Regions from separate parts of the Mus musculus genome. Here region 2 is linked to region 1. Evidence: chromatin loops called from intact Hi-C (ENCODE). Cell type or tissue: left cerebral cortex. All regions are shown on one strand. Links, peaks and the distances in the headings refer to the core of each region. The heading gives the core; the rest is flanking DNA. Region 1 overlaps Fgfr2 (fibroblast growth factor receptor 2). Region 2 overlaps Fgfr2 (fibroblast growth factor receptor 2).

Region 1 (14,975 bases), core at 4,110-12,109:
ATCCAGTACAAGCCACAGCCAAGAGCACAAGAAAGGGCTGCCACGTTAAAGCTTTATATCTCTACATTGGGCCGGTTTTCTTTGTCTTTTTATGCGATCTATTTGTTTTTTAAATCAGAAATCAGCTGTATTCTTTCTTTTCCTTTTAAGGATCTGGGAGATTCAAAACCTTTTCTTTATTGGTGTGAAAACAGCTGCATCTACCTTTTCTTTGGGAGGAAATATTGTTTGGTTCAGAGAATATCTCAAAATTCATGTAGAGTTTCCCTGGACTGTGTGGGCCTAACTGCTCATAGAATATTCCTTCTAAAACCCTAAAGATTGTTCAATTTATGTTGAAGCCAGAGACAGGGCTTTATATAGGCAAAGAGTAACAGAAAATGCTATCTTTGGTGGGCATAAATTATAGAGAAAATAAAATATTTTATGTGTGTATTCATATGGATTTGGGTGTTCATGCATGCGGAAGCCTTGTTTTATGAGACAGGAGCTCTCTTGGGACTTGAAGCTTTCCTTCTAGGCTAGGTCAGCAGACTATTGCGTTCTAGGGGTCCACCAGTCTCCGCCTCCCCAGTGCTGGGATAACAAGAAAACCCCACCACACCAGGCTTTCCGTATGAGTGCTGGGTATCAAACCCATGTTTGTGTGGTAAGCACACTGCTGGCAGCTAGCTCCCCACCCCTCAACCCCACCCCTATGATCAATATTTTAACTACAGACACCAACTGTCACTTAAAAATTCTGTCACTTAGAATTATACAATGTAAGTCACACATGATATGTATGACACACATGCCACACAGAAAGATCCAAGCCACATGCCTTCCCAGACAGGATCACATAAGGCAAGTGACATGTGGAAAGGACAGAATGTCACTGCCTTCCATCAAGTTGGTCAGCCGCTGAGCACAAGCAGCATTCACACTAACCAACAGGACATGGGATCCGGGGCGCATGTTACATGCCAGCACCTTCCCACGCATACCAAAACACTACCACAAAACATTTCCACCTCTCCCTCTGCCTACACAGACACCCTGGGCCTCAGCCTCCAGTCTTGTGAGTCAGAATTCTCAAAGTTCCGTTCTGAGAAGGAAAAAAAAAAACCCTGACTGAAAAGGAGCACACAGTTTAACTCTGCCTGACCCTAAAAATGGTGGGGGCTCCCAACTCCAACACTGGAGCTTGTATTCAACAAACAGGCAATTCCTGAGCTAAGCAGGGGCTCTGAGCTTCTGGAGGGACGCTTTTACCTCATTGGTTGTGAGAGTCAGAATTCGATCCAAGTCTTCGACCAACTGCTTGAATGTGGGTCTCTGTGAGGGTACAGCATGCCAGCAATCCCTCATCATCATGTACCTGCAGAAAGGATTTCTCTGGTCAACTGGTGTCACCAAGCATGTGACATACAGATGTGGTTACTTCTAACAGGTGGCATGGAGACAAGCCCTAGATAAGAAAATGTAACTACACAAACACTACCATTACAGAAACTTCTCTGTAGACAGAATGTTATAGGAGGGTGGCTCTGTACCCAGACAGAGGTAGGTGTGTGTGTGTGTGTGTGTGTGTGTGTGTGTGATAGAGGCTTCACCTCTATCTCTGTGACAGTGTGACCTACCACAGCATTGGATACTTTTCAGAATCCTCTAGAGAGTGGAAGGGGACAGGTTTACAGCCTGCCTCCCTTCTCCTTCCCCAAATGCTCCCTCTTGAACTACACTTTGGGTTTTGTTTTAAAAAGTCTGTTGACAAAAGTTCCTCAGTTTTTTTAAAAAAAAAAAAAAATCAGAAACTACCACTTGAAGGTTTGTGCCAACTAATCTGCCACCAAGGAGCTTTGCACTAACTTCCTGATCAACTCTCGGGGCAGTCCGAGCTTCCCGCCTTATCTTGATTATGAGTTTCGACAGACCCTCTATGTTAGAAAAAGCGACAGGAACACGAGGCACACAATAAATGCCTTTATATAATACGCTATAAAAAGTGGCCATTCATTAGCCTTCCACTGTACACCAGAAAGCGCTCATGGGATTACTGCTCTAAAATCCCCATGAAGAAACACACAATAGAAGGCGGTCTCAGGGACAATCGCTTTCTTAGTTTGCCCCAGAGGAGGGGGCAGCACCTCACTGCCCAAGGCACGCGTCATTAACACAACACAATTTCTCTTACAGTGTGAGGGAGGCATTCCTAGAAACCAGCCCACACTTTCATACTCAGAAATGGTACCCCAATGATGGCATCCAGGTAAACTTGGAGTTCCCAGCTCTCAAATATGGGTAAGCAAACACAGCAACCCATTCAATCTGAGGAAGTGTGGTTGATGGAATGGCAACTTTCTTTTCATATTTTTTGTTCTTGCCCACTCTCGTGTGTGTGTGTGTGTGTGTGTGTGTGTGTGTGTGTGTGTGTGTATGTATGTGTGTGTGCGCGCACACACATGCTGGCCTGCATGCGCATTTGGGAGTTGGAGGTCAACCATGGATACTGTTCTTCAAAAACCATCTATCTTATGCTTCGAAACAGAGTCCCTCGCTGAGACTTGAAGTTTGATGGTTTAGGCTAGGCTGCTTGCCTAGCAAGCCCCAAGGATGCTTGGCTCTACCTCTGCTGTCTGTGGGATTACAGGTGCGTACACCACTGCCCTCAGCTTTTGATGTAGATGTTAGGAATGAATTCAGGTCCTTATGCTTGTGTGGTAATCACTTTACCAAATAAGCTACCTTCCCATCCCCATCACTTTGTAAAAAATTAACTTTTTTTCACTTTATTTTATCGAAAAAAGGGTCTCATTTTGTGGCCCAGGCTGGCCTCAACTTTGCCTTCCTGCTCCAGCCTCCATAATGCTGGGATTATAGTATGAGCCACCGTGCTTAGCTGTCGTGACGATCATCCGTGGTTAAGGGTGCTTTGGAAGGAGCCCATTTCCTACTTGGGATTGCCAGCACTGTGAACAACCATGTCTATTTTACAGGGGCAGCCCCAAAGCATCCTAGCATGCCTGACCTATGGAGTACTCCTGTCAGTGTGTGGCTTTCCCTTCCCATGGCAGCCAGATTTAAGGCCCACTCCACACACTTTGGCAGGATGCTGCTCATTCTTTTGGATAAGCCACAGTTGTCTGTGTAAGTATCTATCTCAGTACTGGGATTGAACCCAGGCAACTCCAGCCATTCTTCTTAGCATGCTTAGAAAATGGGAGCCTGAGGAACCCAAGACATGTCTGGAGAGAGGACAGATGGGATGAGCCCACTGCACTGTCAGCAGGGGTGGCTACAGCCCTTACAGTTCATTGGTGCAGTTGGTGGGCTTGTCCATCCTGTGTCCCTCTTTGAGCAGCTTAAAAAGTTCCTCCACGGGAATCCCTGGGTAGGGTGAGCCCCCTAAAGTAAAGATCTCCCACATTAACACCCCGAAGGACCAGCTGCAAAGAAAAGAGAAAACATAGCATTAGTAATGCGTCCAGATTGCAGAAACCTAAACATGTCAGTTAAAAAAAATAAACACCCACTCACTTCTTACATCCATAGATAAATGAGCCCTCCCGCAATCCATCCTACATGCCCTTTCCTGACCCCCAAGGAGCCTCCCTAAATGAGGACGACATGTGGATGGTCTGATGGAATTTTCCATAGATAGACAAAGAGCCCCACGGCCATCTCTTAAAGTTCTTTGTCTTTTCTGTGGTGATAGTCATGCGGTGGGGGGGGTGGGGGTGGAGGTGGGAGGGTCTTGACTCCTTGACTTCAGACTTCTCCTCTCTAAATCAGCCATCTCGCTGTGTGGCTGACACAAGAACCTGGATCTACAGATGACAGAATAAGGCCAGAAAAGATGACTCTGTGAGAGGATGCCTGTCCTAGATGGCGGGTGGAGCACTCGCAGGGCAGACGCTGCGACTTGGTGTGATGTGAAGGGACCCAGCACAGGGCTGGGATTAGCATAGAGGAATTGCATGCTCCAAGAAAAGAGCATCAGATAGCAGAGAGTGAGAAGAGCTCTCAGGGCACTCTCCGTACTTGATTTCACAGAGAACCACATCTGGATTTCCCCAACCGAGTTTGGAGCACTAAGTCTATGATACAATCAAGCAGAGACTCAGAGGTTAGGTATGTCCTGCACACCGACTCTGTAAGGTCAGCTTCATCACTGACACTGTCCCTGGTTTTCTACCAAGCAAGGGCCACAATGTAAACAAAACCAGCTCAGAGCCTCAGTGTATTCCCACACAAGTTAAAAACTGTGACTTATTCCTCCTAGGAAGGCTGGTGGTGTAGATTCAATACCTGCATCAAAAATCTTAAAAAACCCAACCAAATACACAAACAAAATCCCAGCACATCCAAATTAAAAACAAAAACAAAAACAAAAACAAAACAACAACAACAACACTGTTGTCTTTTGGAATAATTCTAGACCCACAGGAACTGGCAAAAAGGAGCATCTTTGGCCCAGTTTCTCCCAATAACATCTTTCAGCTAAATTCCCCAATCTATAATATCAGTTGGAGCCTGGCTCTAACAGTAGTTTATATGAGTCATCAGAGAAATATTATGTAATTTCTACTGTATTTCTAGGATGTTATCAAAGGTTAAGAGAAGACTTAAGATATTGTAGTAGCCACAGCTAGCAGATGTGGTGGTCATCCCAACTGATCGTGTCTTATCCAGCATCAACCTATCAGGACAAGCCTGGGCCAGAGAAGAATCACACACTCCTAAATCAGAAGGGTTTCAGTCTTTTCTTTATTCTCATTTTTATAAAGATACGTACACACTACATATCCCTGTCTAGCCTTGCACTTACTACATGTGGTCTAGGTTGGTCTTGAATTTACGGTCCTCCTGAGTGCTAGGGTGTACATGTGCACTTCCAGGCCCAGCTAAGAGTGTTTCTTTAAGGGAGTGAAGAGCATGCCACCCACTCAAGAGAGGAGATGGAGTGGTGAGTGATCACTGGAGGTACTTCCACTCTGGCAGCAGAAGGCTGGTATCTCCACCTTCCAAAGGTAGGCAGATCAGTAACCAAACACTGGGCACCAGTCTACCATAGACTCCTGCCATCTGAGATCCCCGACGCCCATGCCTTCTATGGACAAGTGAGATCTGTAATATTTCTGCAACTCAACCCATGTATAAGCCAAGGACAGAGTTACTTACACATCGCTCTGATGAGTGTAAACTCTATCAAAAAGGGCTTCAGGAGCCATCCACTTGACTGGAAGTCGCCCCTGTAAGAAAATGGAAAAGCCTGTAGGTTTTACAAGAGTACTGCTGTGGGCCCAACAGAACCACGCCCTATGTAATTGTACCGACTCATTTTTGTAGCCCACAGAGGCCCACAACTTACAATTAGCCCAGGGTAGGCCCAAACTCTTGGCAGTCCTCCTGCCTCAGCTTTTGAGCTCCCATACCTGGCTACCTAATCTTGCCAAAAATTAAAATAAAGGACTTCAGAACCACATGGGTTGGTTAGGTCCTATAGCATCTTCCTGAAACATATGGAAAGAGACGCTGAGCCATGGAAGACAAGCCTGTGCATTGCCTGGAAGGCAAGTGAATGCAGATGAAAATGACTGTGTTGACATGCACAGGGCCCCAGGAAGAAAACAAACAAACAAACAAACAAACAAAAAAACTGAGGCCCCAGATCAAGTCCCAGGACTTCCGGGCTGGTTCCAAGAGCCAGGTCTGGAAAGTAGACTTCTTACTTCTGTCTCTTTCTCATTTCTCTACTCCAGCCTGTCTTGAGTTTGAGCTCCAAACCTGAGCACTCATCCAGCACCCAGTGGTAGGCATTCCTGGCTCCCTTGCACACCACTTCTGGGTATCCACATTACAGTCTAAACTAAATGAAGACACCCCTTTCTAATGGGTTTCACCAATTTACCACTAGGGTAGGAATAAGCTCCAGCTAGCTCTGTACATAATGGCTAAGATGCATAGATTTGGTTCTTTGAATAAAGTATCAAAGTGACATTTCTTTATATGCTCATTATCATCTACCTCCCTAGCACACAAATAAACTCCAATCAGCCTGGAGGCAAAAATGAACCCAGCAAATGTCCAAGTTCTAGTGATTGCTATGAGAGCTGAGCCATCTCGCCATCTCCTGCTTATGAAGGCTCTTAAGAGAGCCACACGGAGCCCTGGAGGCTTTTGCTTGTTATTCTGTATAAAATAGCACTCTGTATATCCTAAACCTATCTTAGAGATATAGCCTAGATTTGCTGATCAAGAGTTAAGCAAAACAACAGAATGTAACACAGAGGGGGAAATCCCCTCAGTTCTTCCACCAATAAACCTGTGTCATTCATTCTGTAACCTTTGCCACGCCTCTCCCCAGTGTTACATCATATACTCACATTTGTGGTCTTTTTATAGTAGTCTATGTTGTTGATATCCCTGGCCAGGCCAAAGTCTGCTATCTTCATCACATTGTTTTCTGTTACCAACACGTTTCTGGCAGCCAAATCTCGATGGATACACTGCAATCAAAGAAGAAGAAAGAGAGATATAATCCCAACATGTTTTGAGAACCAAAAGAAAAACACTCTTGGAAAAAAATGCAAGACAGAAAATAAACCCCAAGTCAAAAATTGGGTGCAGACTACTGCAAGAGCCATCCTGGGCTGCAAACTCAACCAGCTGACTAGCATCGACAAGAGGCTCCCACAAGGCATGGTAATCATTCATTGTAATCTAAATAAACAAACAAAGGCCCTGGTCATCTCAGAAAGTAACAGTTGATTATATAACCACTTTCTCTTTTATCTTCAAGTGTCTACAACACTGCTGTATCTCCGGTAGCTTCACACAAACTTGACATCAGATACCATGCTAAAGTCTTTGAGCTCACACTTGCTCTCTCTACCCAGGAAAGCCTGACTTTCAGATGACAAAGATAAACTCCAACAGTCTTCATTTCATGGCCACTTCTCTAACAATGTGACCTGATGTTCTACAAACAGCGAAGCCTAGCTCTATCATTTCTGCCTTTCCTTTCCCTACGTGGTGTCTAGTCTGGCCTCTAGGCTATACAAAGACCCTCTTCACTGTTAGACCCAACTGATCTCTTCTGTTGCCCCATGTCTGCCATCTCTGCAGCTCTGGACACTGCAGAGGTCTGTTTCTAGAAATGGTTCCTTCGTAGCAGCCTCCCCAAATCTTCCTCTTGCTTCACTCTCTTGCAGATTCAGGCTGACTCTTCTCTTCCCAAATCCCTTAAAGCAAAGAAACTGTGACATGCGGTTTGCGTGTTTCTTCGATCCTGTAGCATCAATTCTTAGATGCAGAAAGCAGCTGCAAACCCCTACCTCCATCCTGGCCCCTGCTGAGACTCAGGATGTTTCCACAGACAGTTGTGCCCTCTTGACATCTTAAAGCCAATGCTTCTACTCCTCTGATTCTTTTCTGTTTGATTTTTAATCAGAAAGGATCGTGCTCTAGACTCGAGTCCTGACCATTCCAACTCCTAGATGGCTCCAATGTCTGTCCTCTACTGCTCATCCCTTCGGCCAGGCTGTGGTCACTGTCCTTCCCCTACCTCTGTGGACTGCTGCCCAGAAACTTTCTTGATTCCCCCTTTCCATCTTTTACATGATGTGCTTGCGACACAGCCCAGCATGTCCTCTCCTGGCTCCCTGCCCAGCCAGTACTCATCGGTCCACATTCTTAGGTGCAGTTTGTTATAACAGCCAGCCTGTGCAGGGGTGAAACTGTGTCTGTACATACATCAGGACCCGCTACTGCTATGTTTGCTAGGATACATCTGATGGGAGGATGTTTTGTGCCAATAGGAACTACGGTCTCAGGAAGGTCTGGTCATTACTGTTTGTTTCCAAAGGCCAGGCTTTCCTTCACATGGATCTACCTCTGTGTTTTAGAAGTGCATCACCCTCAAATGCCTTTATATAAGTTACAAACCAAGGTTAACTGTCACATGAAGCAGAGAGACTTCCTCTACTGGATGAGCAAACTAGGAACGCCTTATTGTAAGCTCTCCATGAAACGACCAAGTAAAAAAACGAAACCAGCCTAACTGTGTTTGAAACATGAATAAAGAATTATTTTAACTCTGCCCTCACCCACGCCCAAGCATCCCCTGTGTTCCCTTGCATGTGTGGGTGGGCCAAAACTCAGAGACGAGGAAGCAGGCAAGCCACCCAAGTCTTCGTGTCCCCAGCCAGACTAGGAGCAGGAAATCTGAGAGCTCCCGGGGCTGCCTGCAGCTAGTTCTGCCTGGGCTGGAGTGCAACGCCGGTTTGGAGGCCTCTTCAAATTCAACTTCCAAGGCCCTGGCCAAGTTCTCCTGGTAGTGTGTTCCTGCTGACATGTGCTCTCTGAGTTTGGCAGTCTGAGTGGTCAGAAGAATCTAGCTTCCCCTGCAGGGGGCTCCGACCACACAGAGGCTCAGCTGGGACAGAGAGGCTGCCATAAGCCACTGCTACCTACCATCTTGCTCACTCTCTATCCCAGGAAGCTGGAAAATACCAAGAGCTAAACAACTACACGGTGTCTGGCCAATGTAGGCTCTCGAAAGGTGGCTGGCAGTCAATGATCACCATGTTATTTGTAAGGACACGTCTATGCCTCGCTGTTTCTGCAACCCCCAAATGTACTCATTCTCTCTTTGCAAAGTTCATGTGACAGCCCTTGCTCCACTTTACCTACTGGCTGCAACCTAAAAAGTCCACAACACTGGGGTGGGTCAGAACCATGAACATAGTTGTGGACCAGCACGCTCCTTCCCCGACTCTGAACAGGGACAGACAGCTGATCTCAACTTCAGCCCAGAAACCCTTTTAGTGGCACCAGGGGTGACACTCTCTGCCTCCTTCATCTCAGCTTCTCCCTAATTCCCACCATATGGAAGTCACACCCTCCTCTTTGGCCTCATAACGATGTGTGGCCCTTCATGGTTGAGCTTCATCCTCTGGCTTGCTGTTGACAACTTCTCTTAACTGGCTCTCAGAGATGTTCAATGCAAGCTCTGCATTTCCTACAGAAATTACTCCCTGCCCTGCTTCCTGGCTCCTAGGTCTTCCTCCCATTGGGAAGGTTCACCACTGTTCAGTTTCTCCAGTCAGACATTCTTGTCTTTGATCACTCTGCTTCCCCTAATCAAACTACTACCATGACAGCAGAACTTGCCCAGATTCCAACTACCAACTTCTTTCAGTGTCTTGGGACCTGATAAAGTTTGACCCAAAGAGGAGCTCAGTGATTGCAATGTACCACACACAAGAGCAAACTGTAAAGCATACAGGACCCTGAGACTCACCTTTGATAGCTCTACATAGCCCCAAGGGCCAAGCTCAGGGTCCCAGCCTTGCACTGTAAGGCCCCAAATGAAGAGGGGCTTTATTGAAATGTCTCTGATAGTTTATACACTTACTCTTTAATTCCACATTTACTGGCATCCCCCCCCCCCCACTGTTACTCATGACTCCTGTTTTGAGAAATCAAGAATGACACCTCACTGGACAGCCTGGCCCAGAGAACAAGTTCCTGGGGAGTCTTGAGGACTAAAGAGGACTAAGGAAAACGAAGAGCCAGTTCTACCACTGCCCCATCAGCAGCAAGCCCACTGCATGCAAGCATCCCCCATCTCCTACCAAGAAGGACACACAGCAGCAACCAAGCCTGGAGCTGACAGGCTGCCTACGGCTGACTGCCCGGCCCAGGGTTCCATGTGCAATAGTTCAAACATGTCAAGAGGAAATCATGCCACAGCTATCCACATCTGCCAGACATTAAATCAAATACACATATATGTGCGTGTACACATATAAACACATATACAAACATGCACATACACACATACATATATATATATATGCACATGCATGTATACATATACATAAAATGCAGACATCTTGGTTCCTCAACATTTCCTAACCTAAAACCCAAAACATTTGCAGTGTTGGTGAGATGTCATGAGTGGAAAGTTTCAGATCATAAACCTTTGTTTTATGCATAAAATTATGAAGGATACTATGGCTATCCTGAAGCTCACTTTGTAGAGCAGACTGGCCTCAAACTATCTCTGCCTCCCGAGTGCATGCACCACCACTGGCCAACAAATGTCTGTTTCTCCTTGATAAAGATTTTCTCAGGGGCACCCTGCTCCCACTATGTGCACACACACCATGCATGTATAAAATCAGAACTCAAAACTCTTCAAATTTGGCTTCTTAAACCCTCTATATCAGAAAGTTTTATAGTGGTTTCAAAAAAAAAAAAAAGAAAGAAAGAAAAGATAAAAGAAGGAAAACGTATAAGCTATAAGCTGTAAACTCTCAAGAAAATAGAAAAAGAAAAAAGTAAATAAAACAAAGCACAACTTGGAGCACATACTAACTCTAAGCCATGTTCCCAGGTGATGGAGAGCAGGCTGAGAAGCAGTATGTGGCACCTGTGCCATCTGACCAGGTCACCTCACTCACTCTTAACACTAATGAAGCCCCTGGGGGAATCCAGATTAATGACCCTTCTAGTAGGCCAGGCTCCAAGTCATAGAGAAGCGCCCCTCCAGGGGATCCTTTGTCTTTGGCAACCTGAGGAGTTAGAGACAATGGAACTGCAGCAAGCTCCACTCCAGGTAGGAGCCAAGCATCTCTATGGGAAGAGCATAAGTATGGAAGTGAGGAAAGGTATCTTAGGTCCTCTGAAATCCCCATGAAAAGTCTGAGCACCTGCCTCACAGCTTCCAGAATAGCTGGAATGCTTAGCGTTCCATTGTAAGTGGCTGGCTTGGAATGCCAGCCATTTACCTCAGGGGACCTGGCCAACTTCTGACCACAGAGTCACCGAAGGAGACAAAATAAACAGATATCCCAGACTCTTGATGTCAAAAATACTTCTGTGCTCAATCTCCATTCTCAGATCATTTAATTCCACATCGAGCTCAACGGTCTAAATTTAACACCCTTAACTGTGGTCTAAGCTCACTCGATCGAAGCCAGGTCATCCAGGAGCATCTCACCTGCCCTGCCTCAAAGCAGGGTCCGCTCTCCGGCAGTTGTTATGAGTTTGTGAGGCTGCCTCTGGCCTCTCAAGAGTCCATTAAACCAGAACGTGAATAACACCACAAATATTTTCCAGGTTGTATAAGACAAGTGAGGACTAGATCAAGCAAGTGAGCACGTCTGAACCACCCAGCTTCCTCAAAGACACTTAACCGGCATTTGCATCCAACCAAGTGGAATGGGAAGGACTCACTTTTTGGGAAGCCAAGTACTCCATGCCTCTAGCCAGCTGGTAGGTGCAGGACACCAAGTCCTTGAAGGTCATCTGCTCCTCGGGGACACGGTTAATGTCATAGGAGTACTCCATGCCAGGTGGCCTCCGGGCTCGGAGGTATTCCCGGAGGTTGCCTTTCGATGCATATTCAACTATGACGTAGAGAGGTCCTGTGGCAGAGGGGAGAGGCTCCTTAAAGCAGGGAAGGCTGGAGGAACTATTCCGGGGTGACTCAGCAAAGGCTTTGGTCATTACAACCTAGAGTGGATTTGTGGTGCTGAGGAGTAAACCCAGAGCCTCGAACACAACACGGTAGTAAACGCTAAATAAGTATACCATCACTTGAGGTAGCCCCAACCTTTTTCTTTTTTAAGGTTTTACCACTCAGAAAGGCACGGATAACTGGGAGCACCTCCATTTCTAATCTTTCCAAAATGATGATCAACACAATAACTTCCAAAGGCTTAAAGAAATAAAAGACATAGTTGTAACAACTTTCCTTTGAATGCCCTTCTTCCCTCTAGAGCAGTGATTCTCAACCTTCCTAATGCTGCAGTCCGTTAATACAGTTCTTCACGTTGTGGTGACCCCAGCCATTAAATTATTCCATTTCTACTTCATAACTGCAAATTTGCTACTGTTACGAATCATAATGTAAATATCTGTGTTGTCTGATGGTCTTAGGGGACCCCCTATGGGGGTAGAACGACTCACAGGTTGAGAAACACTGCTGTCTTCCTGGAAAAGCAATGTCCATCAGAAGCATGGCCATTCTAAGTCCCTTGAGCTCCTTTGTGTGTGTACGTACATGCATGTGCATATACATATATTGTAAGGATAAGTAAATACTAAATCTATAGGATGAAATAAAAGAGAGAATTTAAATGGCTTCAAACAGCCAGAGCAAGGGGTTGGTCCAAGGGTTGGAGAGAATGGTCCCCAGGCCACATCCCCACATCCTGCCCGATACTGGTCAGGGTCATCACATTTTATTGTCACACAGTCACACCCATTCATTTCTCTATCATATAAGCTGTTTGTTCAATACAATGGCAGTGACAAGTACCTGTAACAGAGACCACAGGTCCACAAAAGTCTAAAATACCTACAGTAAATAATACTGGAAGAAGGTTCCAGTCTCTGCACACCTAAAGAGAAGCTGCGCAAGCATTTTTCAAATCTACTCATCACTGTCAAGCTGATTTCTAAAGTACCAGTAGGCACTCCTGAGAGCAGCCAGGAGCTCACTCCCCAGGGGGTGGGAGATGGGGGAGGGAGGGGAGACTGCACTTTTCTTCCACTCTCTCTGTGAAGCTATTCTGCTCAGCCATCTGCTGCCTAAAGCAAGACAGGATTCCTCAGTCCCCATTTTGAGAGAACTTCTCAACTAAAGCATACTGCTCTTCTCTTATTTTAAGAAATCTCTCTTAGCCCCATACACAGCAAGAGCGTCAGCAGAAATTCCTTTCCAAAGTCCCCACTTCCAACTTTCCACGCCCCCTAGAGGGCAGACACAGACCTGCTGTGTACCCATGGCTGGTAATATCTTCCTAAGGGTAGAGTTAAAGTGACTTTTAAAAGTTGTGTCTGTATGTGTGGATATGTTTGGATTTGTATATGCAGATACACGTGCAGGTATGTATGTGTCTATGTGGCAGCCAGAAGACAGCCTTGTTTTTTAGACAGTCTCTCACTGACCAGGAACTCACTGAGAAGGCTAAGCTAGGGGGCCAGTGAGTCCCAGGATCCACCTCCCTCTGTCTCCTCCTTAAGAGCTCTTTTTTTTGTTTGTTTGTTTTTGTTTTTTTTCGAGACAGGGTTTCTCTGTATAGCCCTGGCTGTCCTAGAACTCACTTTTTAGACCAGGCTGGCCTCGAACTCAGAAATCCGCCAGCCTCTGCCTCCCAAGTGCTGGGATTAAAGGCGTGCACCACCACGCCCAACTCTTTTTTTTTTTTTTTTTTTTTTTTTTTTTTGGTTTTTCGAGACATGGTTTCTCTGTGTAGCCCTGGCTGTCCTGGAACTCACTCTGTAGACCAGGCTGGCTTTGAACTCAGAAATCCGCCTGCCTCTTGCCTCCCGAGTACTGGGATTAAAGGCGTGCACCACCACTCCTGGCAAGAGCTCAATTTTAAATATGGATTCTAAAAATCCACTTCAAGTCCTCATGGTGCAAGGCCAGCCCTCTATTGATTGAGCTGTCTCCCAGCCTCTACTTTTGTGTATTTTTGAGAGAGTCTTCCTAGGTATCCCAGACTGGTATCAAACTTGTAACTCTTCTGTCTCAGCATCTTGAGTGCCTGGGATAGGTGTGATGGGAAAATGCATTCTTTTTTTTTTTTTTTTTTTTTTTTTTAAACATGAAGTTAATTTTTTTTTTAATTTATTTATTATTTATTATACACTGTAGCTGTCTTCAGACACACCAGAAGAGGGCATCAGATCTCATTACGGATGGTTGTGAGCCACCATGTGGTTGCTGGGATTTGAACTCTGGACCTTTGGAAGAGCAGTCGGGTGCTCTTACCCACTGAGCCATCTCACCAGCCCGGGAAAATGCATTCTTGAGATGCTCTAAAAGCAGAAAGCCAAGAGCCCAGTTGTTTCTAGTTGAAGCCTGGCAGTCAGCGGTGTGGTGTGGACAGAAAACACACCCTTCTCGTACTCACCATCCTGCGTGCAGGCCCCCAGGAGGTTGATAATGTTCTTATGTTTCCCAATCATCTTCATCATCTCCATCTCTGATACCAGATCAGACAGGTCCTTCTCTGTGGCATCATCTGTGAACACGAATTAGACAAGCCATTAATCAGCTGGTTTCTCCCAACTCCCAAGCTATCACTCTTGACCATCAAACTCTTAGAATACCGTGGAGTTGAATTTTAGAGCCAGAAACACTTCCCCATCTAATCAGTGAAGAGATAAAAGCTGAAGCCGGTGAGTGCCATGCTCAGTAACAAAGAGATCACCAGAGGGCACATGGGCAAACGTTGGGACCAAATCTAGGCCACAAGACCAAGGCCAAGTCTTTCGAAGTGAAGTACTTGATTGTGAATTAACCCCACCCTCTGATGTATCCAAGGTACCTTCTAGAAAGCATGTCAAACTTCCTGATGCACCCCCAAAAAACTCCAAGAACAATGGGGAGAAAGCCATAGGAAAAACATTGGGAACCACTAGAAAATTTGTTTTTTACACAGCAAAAATTCCAGAGCCTTTAGCTTATTCAAAGTTAGGTCCAGGCCCATAAGCACATCTACAAATGTGTGTGTACACAGAAACAGTCGAGTGAGCAAAAGAGACCTCTCTAAAGCTCCAACTACCACCTTACCAGAGATACAAGTCACATCTCACATACATGGCACATACGTGGCAGAGGCCCAACACAACATGGATTCACAGAGAGCTTCAAACAAGAGGAAGAGCATTTCCAGGGTACTGTGCTCTCCTCTCAGTTAGTTCTGCTGTCGTTTGGATTCTTGTAATGCTAGGATGCAAACCCAGTACCATGTGCACACCACGCAAGTGTTCTGTCACTAAGCTAATTCAATACAGAAATACTTAGAAAAGAAAAATCTGAGCTAAAAGAAAAGCAAAAGGGTTAAAAATGAAATAGAGGCACAGGTATCCAAAAATCTATCCTGACCAATACAGAGAAGAGGGAAGAGAGGACTATGGACAGACACATGGCTCAGTACACTTGTCTTCCTTACACCTCAGCCATCCTC
Region 2 (14,975 bases), core at 3,892-11,891, 85 kb after region 1:
TTGTACCTCTGGGGGCTGGGCTGACAGATAGCTGACAGATAGCTCAGTCCATAAAGTTCTTGCCTTGCAAGCATCACTTTAATTCCTCAGAACCCACCAAAAAAAAAAAAAAACAAAAAAACAAAAACAAAAAAAACCAAAAAAACAAAAACAAACAAACAAAAAAACCTAGATGTAGTGAATGAGACAGAGACATCTCCAGGGAGCCTGCTCACCAGCCAGCTTAACCTATGTGGTAAGTTCCCAGTCAGGGAGAGACCCTGTCAATAAAACCAAGGTGGACAACACCTGCATAACTGCCATTCATCCACTCAATGAAGTCACACGCCCGATTACAGCCTGGTCCCTATAGAAAGTCCCTAGAGCATTAGGCTAAGTTATCATAGGCCCCCGGATGCAGGAAATAAGGGCCCTAACACCAAACTACAGACAGGCCCAAGAACCACAGGACCTAAAGCAGCTACAGCTTGGGGACCTGCTTGCAATGAACTAGGGAGATTGGCTGGTGTTCCCAAGGCTGAACTGCATTCCAGAGGCAAGTTCGAGAGGACTTCATGCTGCCTGTGGCTCTTTACAAGCTGCATCTGGAACAAGCTCACCTCTTTGACACTGAGGTAAATATTCAATAAATGGCATACACTCAAGTGGAGATATTTGCCCTCTAATTCCCTTAAGGGGCAGATCGATGCCCAAATCCTATATGACATTTTCCTTGTTCAGAGCAGCCCCTCCCTTCTCCGCTTGGTAAGTACTTTCTGAATAAAGAAATAGTTTTCAAGTGCCCTGGCTACAAAACCAAGGTTAAGAGTTAGCTAAAGGGCAAAGCTGCCTCCTGCTTCTCTGACTCTACACCTTTGGGGGGGTATTGTTCAGCAAGTTTATTTAAAGGGCTTGGCCTTTCTCTGCTCAGCAGGACCCCAGTTATAACACCATTCAGAGACTGCAGATGTGTCCCCAGGACCTGACCCCTCCAAAGCTTCCCAGCCAATTGCAAATGAAGGGCCAGCAGCTGGAGGCTGAGGAACAGATGGCCTTCCTCTTGGAATGGGTTTGATCCTGTTGCTGGGGCTCAGTTAGCTCAGGCCTGCATGGAAGCTGGAAGGGAATCTCTGCTGGAGGAATGGTCCGCAAGTTGCTGGACAGCAATGACCTCACAGAAAGCTGCTTTCAGGAGAGGGCAGGGATCGTTCTGGAGCGGGGGGCCACACCATCCCAGCTGGTTAACACCACAGGACCTAGAAAGGTAGGCCAGAGCCAGAAGGATCACTTTTCTGTAGTGTTTTGCGTTGGGGGGGACGGACGGACGGATGGACACAGGACTCTCTGCCTCTGCCTGGGGATGCCATCCAGGAGGACTGAAAGCCACATCTGCTTGGAAGTTCCAAATTAAGATGGCAGCACCATGGTTAACCTTCCTCTCCTGCCCCACAGACCTCAGCTTTGCCTGGAGGGAAGGCTTTCAGAAAGCAAGCAAATCTGAAAAGTGGCTCCCTTCAGACTCAGCCACTGAGTCTAGGAAGATCCAGGCGAGGTGCCCAAACATTGTGGCTTCCCGAGGACAAGGTGTGTCACTGTGCCAGGCAGGGAAGTCATCATTACTCTGCCCAAGAGAAGCAGGGGTTTTCTGGCCTCTCAGCCCTGGCCATTTCCTTGCCTCCATGATGGCTAGGCAAGAAAGCCATCAGAGTGAAGTGCCAGGAAAGAGACGTCAAGGGGAAGCTACAGCGCGGTGCAGCTTCCTCAGACTGGCCACCCCTTCAAGGGTGAACACTTTTCTACAACAAAGATGAGATGGGAACTGGCTAAAGTGGTGCCTGCCTGTAATTCCAGCACTCAGGAGGTAGAGACAGAAGAATTGGACGTTCAAGGGCTACATGAGACTCTAGGTCAACCAATCAGCCAATAAGTTGGGAAACTGACTCAAAGGGAACTAATTACCCTGAGACTAGAAAAGCACATCTAGAGATGCCATCTTCTCTCTACCAGCCTGGGAAGTGGTCGTTATATGCAAAGGCTGTACAGCTCTGAGGGAAGCTGATGTGGGTGGGTCTTTCCCTTCAGCAGTGACCTTGCCTTACTTCATACCTGCTGTCTCTGAGCATCCCCACCCATTTCACAAATGACCTCTACAAAGATCAGTATCCTAGTCAGTCACTGTCACCTCCATACCCAGCTGCGACCAGAGGTCACTTTTTTTTTTTTTAAAGTCACCAAAGTGAGCTTTGCTGGCTTTTAAAACGGCTTCATTTCCTGGCTTCTTTTGCCCCTAGGGCCACACTTCTCGTTCTTGGAATTTTTTTCTTTTCTTTTTCCTCCTGGGGGAGAGGGGAGGAGATAGAGATGGAGAGAAGATAGGTGAGTCCCTAATCTCTGGAGAAAAAAGTTCCCGGAAAGGCCTCCACACCTGTCCTTTTCATGACCACAGCCTGAAGGAGTTCCAGGTAGTCCAGTCCAGGTGGCCTTTGATTTCCCACCTTGTTGCAAAAAGGAAGAAATGCTGAAAGGAGAAGCTTGAAATGCTATCAAAACAGCAACTCAATGAAGCTAAGGTCTGGAGGATCCGAGGAAAGGAAGACCTAACGATGAGGAACAGTCAGGCAGGAGCAAGGTGGCCCTTCTTGTTCTGAGCTTTTCTCCAGTGACTCAGCATAAGTCAGCGTCTAGGACTCTGTGCTGTGTCCCACTGGTCCCCACGGTAGCAGAGGGTATGGACCAACTCCCTACATCGCACCAGAACTACAGAATATAAGTGCTAGAAAATTTTTATTGCCTGAAACTCTTCTTCAAAGGACTTAAGGAAGTGGGTGTGGGGAGGTGAAGGAGAAACAGAACCAACCAGCCTGTCCTCTGAAGTTTAAAGTCCAAAGTAGGGGTGAAAAAAAAAAAAAAAACAAGAGGGGTGCCTAACACTCCATCAAATATCTATCCTCTTGCTGAGGAAGGAGGAATGAGCTGTGAAATCCATCTTCCACCAATTAGTTCACCTAAAGGGTGGGTGTGTGGTCACTGTGAAGGTGTCCGGAAACCACAGCATCTCTAAGAATTGCAAAAATTTTATTCATGAAATGGGATCCTGGGATCTGCCTGTTTGTTGGGAAGGGGCAATTTGTCAACATCCCTAGCACATGTGAGCCGCTTACAGGCACTTAATAAAGGCCTGGCGCTCTCAGCATCTGCACCTTCAGCATCTTATCACAAGGCACGGAGCAAAGAGCAGGAGCTAAGGTGTCTTCATGGAAACCATCATTAGCCCAAGGACTGAGTTGAAGGACACGATCTCACCCTGAGCCTCTGCCATCACAAGCCCCTCTTAGAGGAACCATGCACATGAATGTCCAGCTCTTCCACTAGTCTGGACCCCAGCACAGTTCTGTGAACTCCCTGCCATACAGCCCACCGGAAGCCCAGCACCTAGCTCCCCTGGCAGGCAAATGGATGGTGGCATTACAGGAGAAGATGGCAAAAGACAAGCAACACCTGCAATGGTGGATGGGTTCTTCACTGGCTTGGACAGGGCACAGCACACTATAACACATCCAACACACCCAACCAAGCTCACACCCAACACACCCAACCAAGCTCACACCAACCTCTCTACCACCCTTCACTGGCCTACATCGATTATTTGAAAACCTCAAACAGAGGACTCTCCTGCCAAAATATACCCATGACCATGACATATTCTCACTATGTGCTGGGTGGCTACGGTTGACTTCCTTAACAGAAGAAAAAAAAAAAAAGTCAACCTTGAACACCTAGACTGTAAGCAGATAAAGGGTCACATGTCTAAACACCAGGGGGCTTGCAAAAACCCGAGGGCAAAAAAAGAGTTGGATAAAGGAAGGCCTAAGGTCTGAAAATCTGACATTTATCATTATAGATTACAAGGCAAGCATCATATTAGGTCTTTGAGATGTGGGTTTTATTTAGTTTGACAAAGGTGTGGGGTGGGAGGAAATCAGCACTTACCCTGCGCCTACACTGGGCCAGGAACTACAGTCCAGTGTGTATTCAATCTGTGCAATTTAGACAGATATTATCTTGGAATTTCAACCAGGTTATCTCACTTGACTAAGGTCAAGTAGATAGTAGGCACATTCAAACTCAGCACCCAAGGGCGATTTCCTATGAGACTGTACCTCCAGAAAACACAACACATACTATTCAAAACAACTTTACTTAGTTTCTACTTAAAATTTTAAGTCAAATGTCGGATCAGATCCCTTAGTCTTTAAAGACCTGAGTGGTTTTAAATCTGAAACACATAATCTATACAGGTTACACATTCAGCAAGGTACCTGCTACAATCAGCTAAGCAACAGTCTTAGTGGCAGTCCAAGGGGTTGAGGTGGAATGGGGGAGAGGCGGCTTGAAGCAAGCCACATGACTCTAGGGCTAGCCAACTGTCAGCTCTCAATGTGAACTTGAAGGGTTTCCAAAGAGAATAAACTTGACAGAGATCTCTAGTCTCAAAGATCTCCTTTTGATCTATAACAGCACACCAAATTGGCCATTTTCGGTGTTAGATACCTTTAAAACACTTGGCCACACATGGGGGGGGGGGGGAACCAGTATTTGTAAACTGTCAGGTATAAGAAGTGAAAAACAAGTTCCAGGGTTAGGAAACAATGTGTTGACTTCCTTAGTGCTCAGGATTGAGATGTCTCAGGAACATGCTACATAAATAACACCCAAATAAACATGAGGCCGGGTTCTCCTTCCTGAATCTGTCAGCATCCTCCTTAGGAGCTATTTTTAACATCCTCATAAAACATGGTCACCATAACCTGGAATTCTCTCTGTCCAGAAACGGCTTGGGATTCATGATTCTTTAGTTGGACAAGAAGTTAAAGAGGAGGTATGTGATAGTTTAGCTCCCTGACTTGACCCAGCCAAGAGCAAGCAAGTGGACTTTCATTTATTCTCAGAGTGTAGAAAGTCCACAAAGCCTGTCACTGCCTATGGTGGCTTCAAGCAAGCAAACAGCACATTCCACATTTAATCCAAGGGCTGGAGAGCCACGGGGGAAGTGAAGACCACTGGGTGCTAGCTCAAAACCACGTAGATAACTCTATTTCCAGGGGACCGCAAGTCCTCTTCTGGTCTCTGCAAGCACTAAACATATACATGGTACACATACATACATGCAGGCAAAACACATAAAGATACACATAAAGATAAGTAAGCCATAAAATCCGAGGCCAAGTTTTTCAAAATTACAGAAAATCAAGACACATGCTCTTCAAGGATGCCGGACAATTAGGAGTGGAAGTTGAGGTAGGGGGATTGAAAGTTCTAGACCGACCTGAGCTACAAGGCAAATCCCAAGCCAGGCTGTGGGAGATGCCCATCTAAAAAAAAAAAAACCAAACCATCAGCTACCAGCCCAAAAGAAAGATCATAGTTAGTCCTGACGGTTAAATACACTTTCGTAAAACTACAACTTCAAGCTTTCTGGGGTGTGTGTGTGCGTGTGTGTGTGTGTGTAGTCCTGGCACTCACTCTGTAGACCAGGCTAGCCTCAATCTCAAAGAACCACCCGCTTCTGCCTCCCTAGTGTTGGGATTAAAGGTGTGCACCACTATCTTGCTCACCAACTGTATTTTAAGAAAAAGCTACTACTAAACACCTTTAGTCACCAGTGGGACTACCATCTTGGAATTTTTTCCCATCATTCTCTACGAAGCCACAAAGACAGTAAGGGCAAGGGCAGCCCACATGAGAAGGGCACCTGCAGGCAACAGTAGGTCAGAGGCGCTGGCCCCCAGCACCTGGAGATAAAGACAATCAGGAGTACTTCCCTGTGGGTGTTGGGGACCCAACACTGGTCCTCTGCAAAAGGAGGAAGTGCTCTTAATCACAGAATCATCACTTGCTCCAGCCCCTACAGGGACAGTTCTGCACAGGAAACCCATAATTATCTGTAAAATAGCCTGCAGCATCCCTTCCCCCAAAATAACTCCTAGCTGCTGACCAAGACAAGACACCCTGCTGGATCGATCCCAGGGATTCAATCAGAAATGGAAAAGTTAAGACGGAGCCTGATGAAAGGGACTTAGTTGTCTTTTCATGACCACCCTAACTATGTAAGTAGCCAAACTGTCTATAAGTGTGGCACAGGGCTACTGCAGGCACGGGGCTACTGCACGCACTCCACAGAGAATGTGAACATTAAACATCCCCTTCCTGTTTAAACACTACCCCAGTTATTTCATAACCATGTGATTATTCATTAAATCAGATATTGGAAACATCTCATATTGGAATGCTTGGTTGTTTGAATTCTCACCCTCAACAGAAAAAAAGAAAAAGAAAAAAGAAAAAATGTTGAACTGTATTGGAGCAGAAGAGATAGCTCAGTTTTTGTAAGTCTATATTGTTCTTGCAGAGGATCCACATTCACTTCCAGAACCAACTCCCGGGCTAGCATCAAAAACCTCTGGCCTCCAGGGGGACCTGCACTCATGTGCACAGGCCTACACAGACCCCAATTTAAAATAATTTAAAAATAAGGCTTAAAAACAGCATAAAGTCTTTAGAGGCTATCTGAGAAGGGGTGGCTATTTTTTTTTAAGTAAGTTATTTAGTCTTTTAACTGATTGAAATAAACAGGCAACATAGACAGACAGGTACACACACACACACACACACACACACACACACACACACAAACTTGCTCTATTCAGATCAGTGGAAGCCAGCAAGAAAGAGTTATATAAATGCCAATTTTCTGGGCTGGCCAGATTTTTGCTCTAGAAGTAATATTAAACACAGTTCCTTGCCCATGAATTGTGAAATACACTATATTCTAATAAAGAATGTGTACTTCATTGTGTGTTTAACAGCATGCGCCTGCATTTGGTTTAATTGACCAAGAATAAGCCCTTGTTCCTCAGCGAAACTATCAAGTTACAGTCAACTCTTAAATATTCACACTCACACTGAGGAACAAAAAATGCAGATAATAGGAAACACAAGACTCCTGTTAAATCATCCACTTGCACCACGCAGATATTTCTTTTCTCTTCTTCTAACTGGCAATTAAATGTGGGGGGCTGAGACCACAGCATGTAGGATACTCTCTGACAAAGGACTTGAACTACCCTGTGGTGGTGGTGGTGAGGGGGGGGGAACCCTTCAGCAGGTCTCCACGTAGACCTCACACTCACGAGGTTTTCGCTGGCTCACTTCAATCCGGAACAGCATCAACCCAGAAGACTGCCCAAGAAATGGTGGGTGTTTTTTAAGGCATGTAAATTACTCCCTCACTCCCACCCCCACCCCACCCCCAGGCCGTCCCTTTGCACTTAGCAGAGGGTGGGAAAGTAATTAAGGGTTTGGGTTTGGGAAAGCCCTTTTATTTTAGCTCCTACTGGGCTGGGGTAAACAGATTCCCTTAATGTCAACAATGACTTAATTAACCAGAGCAGGTGACAACGTCAGGGGGAATCTGAAAGTAAGAGCCGAGACTGGCAGTAATCAAGCTTGACTACACTGGGAACATTCAGGATTTGAATCAACAGAACAGTACTTAGAATCGGGACCACCCCTCCGAAGTCCCCAACTGTTGATACTGTTGTCCTTTGTCACAGGGATGACCAGCTGGATACAATCATTTCTATTCTGAAATACCGAGGAAAATCTTACAGAGATGACTGCCTTCTTAGGTCAACTGACTTGACCCAATCCTGCTGCTGCCACTTGAGAAAGTGTCCAGAGACACACGGACAGGATAGGATTCGGGGTGAGGACATACATTGCATGGCTACATACACTGCACAGAACTACATGACTGAACATAACATCTCCCTAGAGGGTCAAAAGGGCTCCTTAGTAGTGAGGCACAGGCTCTTTCTAGGAACTTCCTGATTACATATTTGTCCGGCCCAATAGACATTATCTAAACTGAGCTTCTAAATTAGCAAACGGATGCCTTCCATGGTAAAGCTTCAGGAGACAGAAGCTGAACTCAGTGTTAGCTGAAGTCCTGGCTGCATCAAATATGGCGGCTGGAGAGATGCACATATGCACACATTAGACACCAGAGCCTAGCATGGAGCCTAGCCTCTAGCTTGATGGCCTGGATGTCAGTGGCAATGTTGGTCTAACAGACAAGGAGAGTGAGCACAGACCCTGCCGAAATCCAGCATCACCACCTCCTCCATCCAAAAGCAACATTCATCTCAGGGTACCGTGTTTGCTGCACTGAGAACTGTGCACCCCCTTGTCCCCAGCTTGCTGGGGATGGGGATGGCCAAGGCCACCATCAATGCCAGGAGCTGTGCTTTCTGCTTTCTGTCCAGGTCACTGGTGAAAACTAAATCTCTTGAGCTGGTCCTCAGAAGGCATCTGGGGATGGTACTACTGTTCAGTGACTATTGATAAAGAGATCCCACCAATCAAGGCTCTGGGGTTTCTCTGCATTTCCCAAGCTTGCTCTGGTGAAACTCCACACCTTGAGACATTTTCCTTTTTTCCTTTTTTCTTTTTCTTTTCTTTTTCTTAGCGTCTCCCAACTCTATATGTGATTCGAACCTCATGCAAACTCTGAGCCTAGCAAAGTGTACCCAGGGGCATTGGCAAAGTGTGACCTACAACTTCGGAGACTTCTCAGCCTCCCTCCCTAACCTTACATGTACCTACAGGTCCCCAGGTGGTGGGATCTGCTTTCAACAATGTGAGCATTGTTGGATATCGGTTCTTACACAAAGAGCCATTTGGGGGACTCCAGCCCACTGTCCTTCCTCTCCCCCACCTGCCTCCTCCTTGCGAGTACAAACATCTTGTAACCTTTCTGAGGTAATTAGATGCAGTCCAGGAAACCCTCCAGGACCATTTTATACTCTGCAACTGAAATCAACTCACAGCAACACTGCCCCGAGAGTCCAAATGAAAAATGACAATTCTTTCCTAACCGGGGCTGTTTCTGAAGCCCACGCTGTAGGAAATCCTAGCTCAGCTTCCTTAGTTAGTGCTGAGCCACACACTCCAGGGACAACCGGCAATTAGGGGGACATCCATTTTAATTATTAACAAAATTAAAGAAGTGCAGACCAGACTTTCAGAAACCCAATCCTTTCCCCCTCACATTAAGCCCTTTGAAAACATGTCACTGTTGCAGATTACACTCTCCCTGACGTCACAGGATAAGTCACAGAGAGGTGGTTCCGGAAAAGGACGTGAGGCTGTATGTTGAACACACCTCATGCACAAAACTCCTACCTCATTTCCTTTCCAAAGATACCTGGTAATTTATAACATTTCCAGGCATCTGTGTGGCCCGACATACACACAAAGCCAGGGAGAGTGTCTGTCTGGGTGGATCTTACTGGGGACCCATTTCTCAAGCCCTCCTCTCAGATGGGTACATAGCCCTCCTTGAGGTCACCCTTGGGGGAGGGGTCCTGTCCCTCCTACAATCCCCCTCTGGATGATCTGGATGAATCAGGACCCTGATTCAGTGTGCATAGCCACAGCAACTCAGCTGACCTGCCAGCACTCAGGACCGTGACGGACTCCAAAGCCAGCCGGCACCAGGTGGGCCCTCAGCAAACACGTTCATTAAGTGGCGATGAGTGCTGCGATCTGCAGTGTCACGCTCGGATTACCACTCAAAAAATAACTCGCCTACCAATATTCCCTCCTGATGACAGATTCCCGTGCGGCACCAAGGAGAGAGGCTTGGCCACAGACCACGTCTCTGAAGGACCTGGGAGAAGGACCAGCGCTTTGCCCAGCTCCGGATTTCAGCCACGTCCTCCTCACAACTAGCTTCTCACATTTGCAACCAAGTGTGCAAAGCCAAACACACTAGTGAAATCTGGCTTTTCCCCAGATGGGGGAAGACTCTTGGCAAATTCACTTTCCAATCTTCCCAACATGAAACCTGCCCACTCTGTGATGCCGGGTGAAAGCACAAAGAGCTTACACCAGCTTAAAAACCGATCCAGCATGGCACGGCTCTCCATGCTCAACTTCAGAACCTTCTTTTCTCTTAAACAATGCGGAAAAAGAAAAAAAAAGTCAGCTTTCAGAGGCTGCCTATTTCCTTTAGCCAAAAGATAGTGTGATTCAAGGCTTTTCCCTCAATCTAGAGAGCAACTGCAGAAGGCCACAGTCACCCTGCCAAGGTACGTCCCCTCCAGAGTGCTGTAAGGCACTGGCTAAACAAGAACTGCCACTGCTTCCCTCACCCAAGCACAAAGAACAGAGCAAACCAAACCACTCCACTCATGCCTGGGAGACAAGACCCTCCCTTCTAAGCTCCGATATGATGCGGAGAGAGACTACTCATATGGCAGCCGGCTGAAACAGGCCTCCCACTTAAAGACCACTTCCCCCAGACACATCCCCAAAACGACTTGGTACCCTTAAAATGGCACGCATGAACTTACCTTCTGGTTCTAAAGTGGTATCCTCAACTAAACTGAAGGAGGGCCGGGCCAGGGACAAGGTTGCCATGGTGACCAAGACCAGGCAGATGAAGCGCCCCCAGCTGACCATGGTCACAGTGCCAATCCCTGGTCCTCTTCCATATCTCCACGTGGACGGTAATCCCATCTGCACACTTCTTCTGAGACCATGGGCTACCTGCAATGCCTTCAGCCCACAGGGGGCTCAGGAGCCAAAGCTCTGAGGCGGCTGTGCTGCTGTTGCTGTTGTTACTGCTGTTCCTGCTCCCACTGCTGCTGCTGCTGCTGCTGTGGCTGCCACTGAAAGAGAGAGATTCAGCCAGATTCAGTTTTTTCCCCCAGTGCCAACTTGCTTAAACCCAGATGGGATAAAACCATTTCTCAGCCTCTCAATACATTCGCAAACACATTCTTTCTCATTATCGGAAAAGCCTTCCATCCTCACCTCAGCGTCCCAGGTGTTTCCAGGCTAGTCCACAAGCTGCAGTAGGCTAATCTTTTTTTTTTTAAGCTTACTTTTAAGAGACGCAAGATAAACCATCACTGTAGGACCCAGCCACCCAGCTCTGCAGCGTGCCCTTCCGTCCACTATCAAAGCTGCAAGGTTGCTGAAGCAACTTGACCTTCATTCCTTTCAAGGGCAACTGCAGAAAAACCTGAGTTTAAAACGCTGGGCTTGGCATGGCCAGCCTCATTAACGTCTCTTATTCCAGCTGGCCTTTAAGACGCTGACTGGAGGAAGGGTCTGCTCTGAGAACCGCATTTCAGCTGAGCTGAGCGGCACGTCCTCGCTTCAGAACGGTTCTCAGAAAGAAAGGAGACCAACAGAATCAAAGAATCTCAGGAAGGCTTCAAAAACATTCCCACCAGTTTACACTTGTCAGAATTCATTTTCGAATGCAGGCGTGTATTTCAATCTTCCGCCAAGCAGCCACTTACAAAGAGTGAGTTTAATCCAACCGGGGGATTCAAAGCCTGAATTCCCTTCCACTGACTACAAGGCAGTGTACAGGCATACTAACTAAATATCTGCAACCGACGTCAAAGGGGTAAAGATACAACCCTTGATGAATAATTCAAGATTTTATTAGTAATGGTGATGATACGTACAAGCTGCCCTGGTATGTGATTGGCCTGGGAACTTTCAATACGCTAACCTATTGGCTAAACCTCCCAAGTATCAGTTACAAGGGGGCACTCAATTTACTAGATCCAAAGCAGAGAATTTCCCAAAAAAAAAAGCTTACCACAGTACAAATAACTTTATGTTTGTTCAGTGTCTTCAGTGACTAATCTTTGAGTCAGAATGCACGAGCTTTAGAGAATCTGCTGAAACCAATGGCAGGAAAGGATCGCACAAAACCATGGGCTTTGGATGCTGGGATGCCCATTTTATGAGACTGGGGATGGGTGAGCGTTTTAATGAAAAAGAGAGAAAGAGAAAAAGAATTCTAATCCCGTGCGCTTTTGATGCTTTCAATTATGACACAGGATTTCGACACTGCCAGAACCTCCGTCCTAAAATCTGTTCCTTTCAGCCTTCACTGAGACTAAGGCAGAGAGGACGTACCATCTCCAAGAGGGGAATAGGAAGCTGCTGTTTGGTTGTTTTTTTAAGCACAGGTAGAATGGTATAGCTAACAACAAAAGCCAGGGGTATATGAGCAGTTAGGTGCCCAGTGTTTTTAGTTGGCTGGAAGGATTTTTGTTCCCCCAAGTCTTCTTTCTTCTTAAAGCCAAGAGTCACAAAAGATAATTCCTTGTCTATTTCTACATACCAGTCAAAGGAAAGTGCACAAACATTCTCGTTGATTTCCTAAGAACTTTCAGAATGCAGGTAAACTCCCCTCTCCAGCAACTTTGCAATCTCAGGTCCCAGTAGGTCTTGAAGCAGAGTGCTGGGCCCACTGTCTCTACTAGCCACTACCCAGGAGTACCTCAGCTCCAGCTGAATGAGGAAGATGGCCAGTGCCCCAGGCTGACTCAACTTGAACGTTCGTTCTTCGAAGTCCCAGCCCCCACAGGAGCCCCCTCCTCAAACCTCTGTAAGGCGAGAAGTGACGGCAGCAGGTCTGCACAGCTCCTCACCGGAGTGGACAAAAGTGCTGAGCGACCTCCTAGGCAGGATAATTAGGTCCCAAGGCTCCGTGTTGGGAACACAGGCCCAGCATGCTGCTGGCGGCCACAATCCCAGCTTCCTGCCTTCAATACCATAATCCTTCCTGGAGGCTGAACCCCAGAGAAAGCCCCAGCGTGTTTATTTTTCCCCCTGAAAGGATACTCTCTTCTCAGCCTACGAGGGAGGAGTCCTCACCCTCACTCTGACGGATGGCTCTTCACGGCCACCCGCCCCTTGGGGTCATCTCCACACAAGTCTGCCTCCAAAGACAGGCAAAGGGACCCGGCCGAAAGGGCCCGGCTGGTGAGCTTGCGCAGTGTTATACACGTTTACACACTCTCCCCTGTCCTGCAAGAAGGCAGGTTAATTTAAGGCAAGCCCTTGGGGGAGGGGGGCGGTGCGACGGGTACTGCTACCTTAAAGGGTAGTTCCAGGATACCTCAGCGGGCAGAGCAATTGGCATTTTGTTCTCAAGTGGATTACTCCTGGGAGAAGTCAACACTCCCAGGTTAATACTAAATGTAGCCTCTCTACCCTGGTTCAAGGCTCCCTTACTTCTCCACGGGGCTGAATAGGGAAGGGAGCTGTCATGGGCTCATGGGGGGGGGGGACACCAAGGGGGGGCCCTAAACACAACGAAACCCCAAAAATATAAGCTGTCGTAAGTAAGACCATAATCCCTGACCTACTCTTTCAGTGGGTACTCCAAGCAGTTTGGGGTGCACATCGCCACCCCACTTCATTGTAGCATTTCTTTCATTTGTCAGCCTGAAATATCCTGTTTTGTCCCACTTCTTGGGGCGCTAAAGAGCTCTGAGAAATCTGCATTTTAATTGACATTCCAACGAGAGCGAGAGGGGCGCCTGATTGCTTTTCTATTCAAACTAAACAGGCTTTTCAGATGAAAATGAGTCCAGGCTGGTGGAAGATTTACAGGGATTTGGGACGCTTGGGACAATAGAGTTTTAAATGTTGATAGCGTTTCACACCAAACACATAATGGGTGCCGTGGATTTGAAAGCAAGTCTGCCTTTAAGGGTAGATTTTATTGAACTGGGGGGTGAGGTGGGGGGGAGAAGGAAGGTCTTGGGAAGTTTGCAGGGGCACGGAGCCGAAGCCGGCCTCCCGCGCCTGCCCCCTGGCCGCGAGGGTGGAAGCCAGCGCCACGCAGGGCCCTCGACCGATTCCCCCGCGCTGAAAGAATGAGCGCGCAAGTTAGAACTCGCCTGTGCTTTCAACATCTCGGCGCGGCAGCGGTCGGAGCAGCTAGGCGAACTAGGAAAAGTCGGTCCAGTTCGCCCCCTAGCCCCAGGCGCGCGGCGATCCCTCCTGCGCCAACCGCTGTGGCTGGTGAGGGATGGCCAGCACCGGAATCCCGGACCAGAGCCACTGCCTCCCTAAAGGTGTCGTCCCGGCATCTCCATCCCTTTGGGGATGTTGCCTGACCACACTCCAGCAGTTTCTTCCCAAGAAAGGATCTCTCATAAGGGTTTGTGTAGTACCAGGCTGGAGCTTCCAGAATCCAAGGACCAGGCACCCCAAAGATGCCCTTCCCGAACCGCCTATGGGCTGTGCCACTGGCAGGCGGCCCCACGGCGCGCCGGCTCTGAGCTCAAAGGAACGCGCCCAGTAGGCAGGACTGTGCCCGCCGGAGTCTGACAGGAAAGGGGTGCCAGCGGCAGAGGCAGATGTCAGCATTGGGATGGAGGTGCTGAAAGAACTCCCCCAAAGCCAGCCATCCGCATTCATCCACTCCTCCATCACCAATACAGTCAGAGACTGACAGGGTGCGCCCCCAAATAGGTTTACCCGCGCCTTCCTCCCGGGGATCCTGCGCCCCCGCATCCTCCCACGGCACCCACTTTCCCGGCTGGCGAAGCTCCCAGAGGCGTTCGGCACGACGATTACCTTGAATGGCAGCGCTCCTCTGCGCTCGGTGCTGCGCCGGAGCCCAGAGTGGATCGGGATGGAGCAGGCGATGATCTCGGAGGAAAACTCCAAAAAGAGAACGATTCCTTGGGTAGCAGCCGGCGCCAAGGTTCCGAGGCTTCACGCGCGCCGGGGATCGCAGAACAGCTAGGACATGACACCGGAGCTGCTCTCGGATCTGGGCAGCAGCAGAAGAAAGGACTGGAGCTTGGCGTTGCCTACTCCAAACTTTGCTGGCGAGTAGTGAACACTCGCAGCGCTCAGGAACGCTGAGGCCCGGGGGCTCACGCCCGGCCCCCGCCAGCCCGGAGAGCAGTCGCCACGCCGGGCCAGGAACACACAGGCAGCCCCCGCGCCGGAGCTCTGGCGGCCGCGCGTTCGATCGTCCGTGCGCCCGTTCCGCGCCTGCCGCCGCCGCCGCTCGCCTCTCCCGGCTCTCTCCCCTCGCCGCCCGCGCCGCCGCCGCAGCCTCCTCGGGCGGGTCACGCCCCCCGCTGAAACCCGAGCCGTTTCCT

The links. A loop is a pair of places that touch in the nucleus more often than their neighbours do. Peaks named below come from ENCODE experiments on the same cell type or tissue, not always from the same donor. Only the 100,000 strongest peaks of a DNase experiment are listed, where the experiment ranks them.
Region 2: a loop joins it to region 1, with 2.8 times the contacts of the local background. A loop is called at or near these places in 6 of 42 quality-filtered maps.

What each region holds. Positions count from the first base shown.
Region 1 is chr7:130,166,449-130,181,423 of GRCm38, forward strand. It overlaps Fgfr2 (fibroblast growth factor receptor 2), which reads right to left. Exons shown (of 18, transcript NM_010207.2): 12 at 13,917-14,027; 13 at 11,227-11,417; 14 at 6,369-6,491; 15 at 5,164-5,234; 16 at 3,291-3,428; 17 at 1,255-1,360. Among named protein-coding and RNA genes, the nearest start is that of Gm39096, 79 kb to the left of the region's middle. In left cerebral cortex, for the core only: no CTCF peak of the experiment used is centred there; DNase peaks (open chromatin) are centred at 7,724 and 8,136.
Region 2 is chr7:130,251,355-130,266,329 of GRCm38, forward strand. Fgfr2 (fibroblast growth factor receptor 2) reads right to left here. Exons shown (of 18, transcript NM_010207.2): 1 at 14,440-14,975; 2 at 10,395-10,712. The coding sequence starts at 10,560. Among named protein-coding and RNA genes, the nearest start is that of Fgfr2, 8.0 kb to the right of the region's middle. RefSeq lists a promoter at 14,787-14,975. In left cerebral cortex, for the core only: a CTCF peak has its summit at 8,873; DNase peaks (open chromatin) are centred at 8,907, 9,100, 9,729, 10,675 and 2 more places; H3K4me3 peaks cover 3,140 bases; H3K27ac peaks cover 3,477 bases.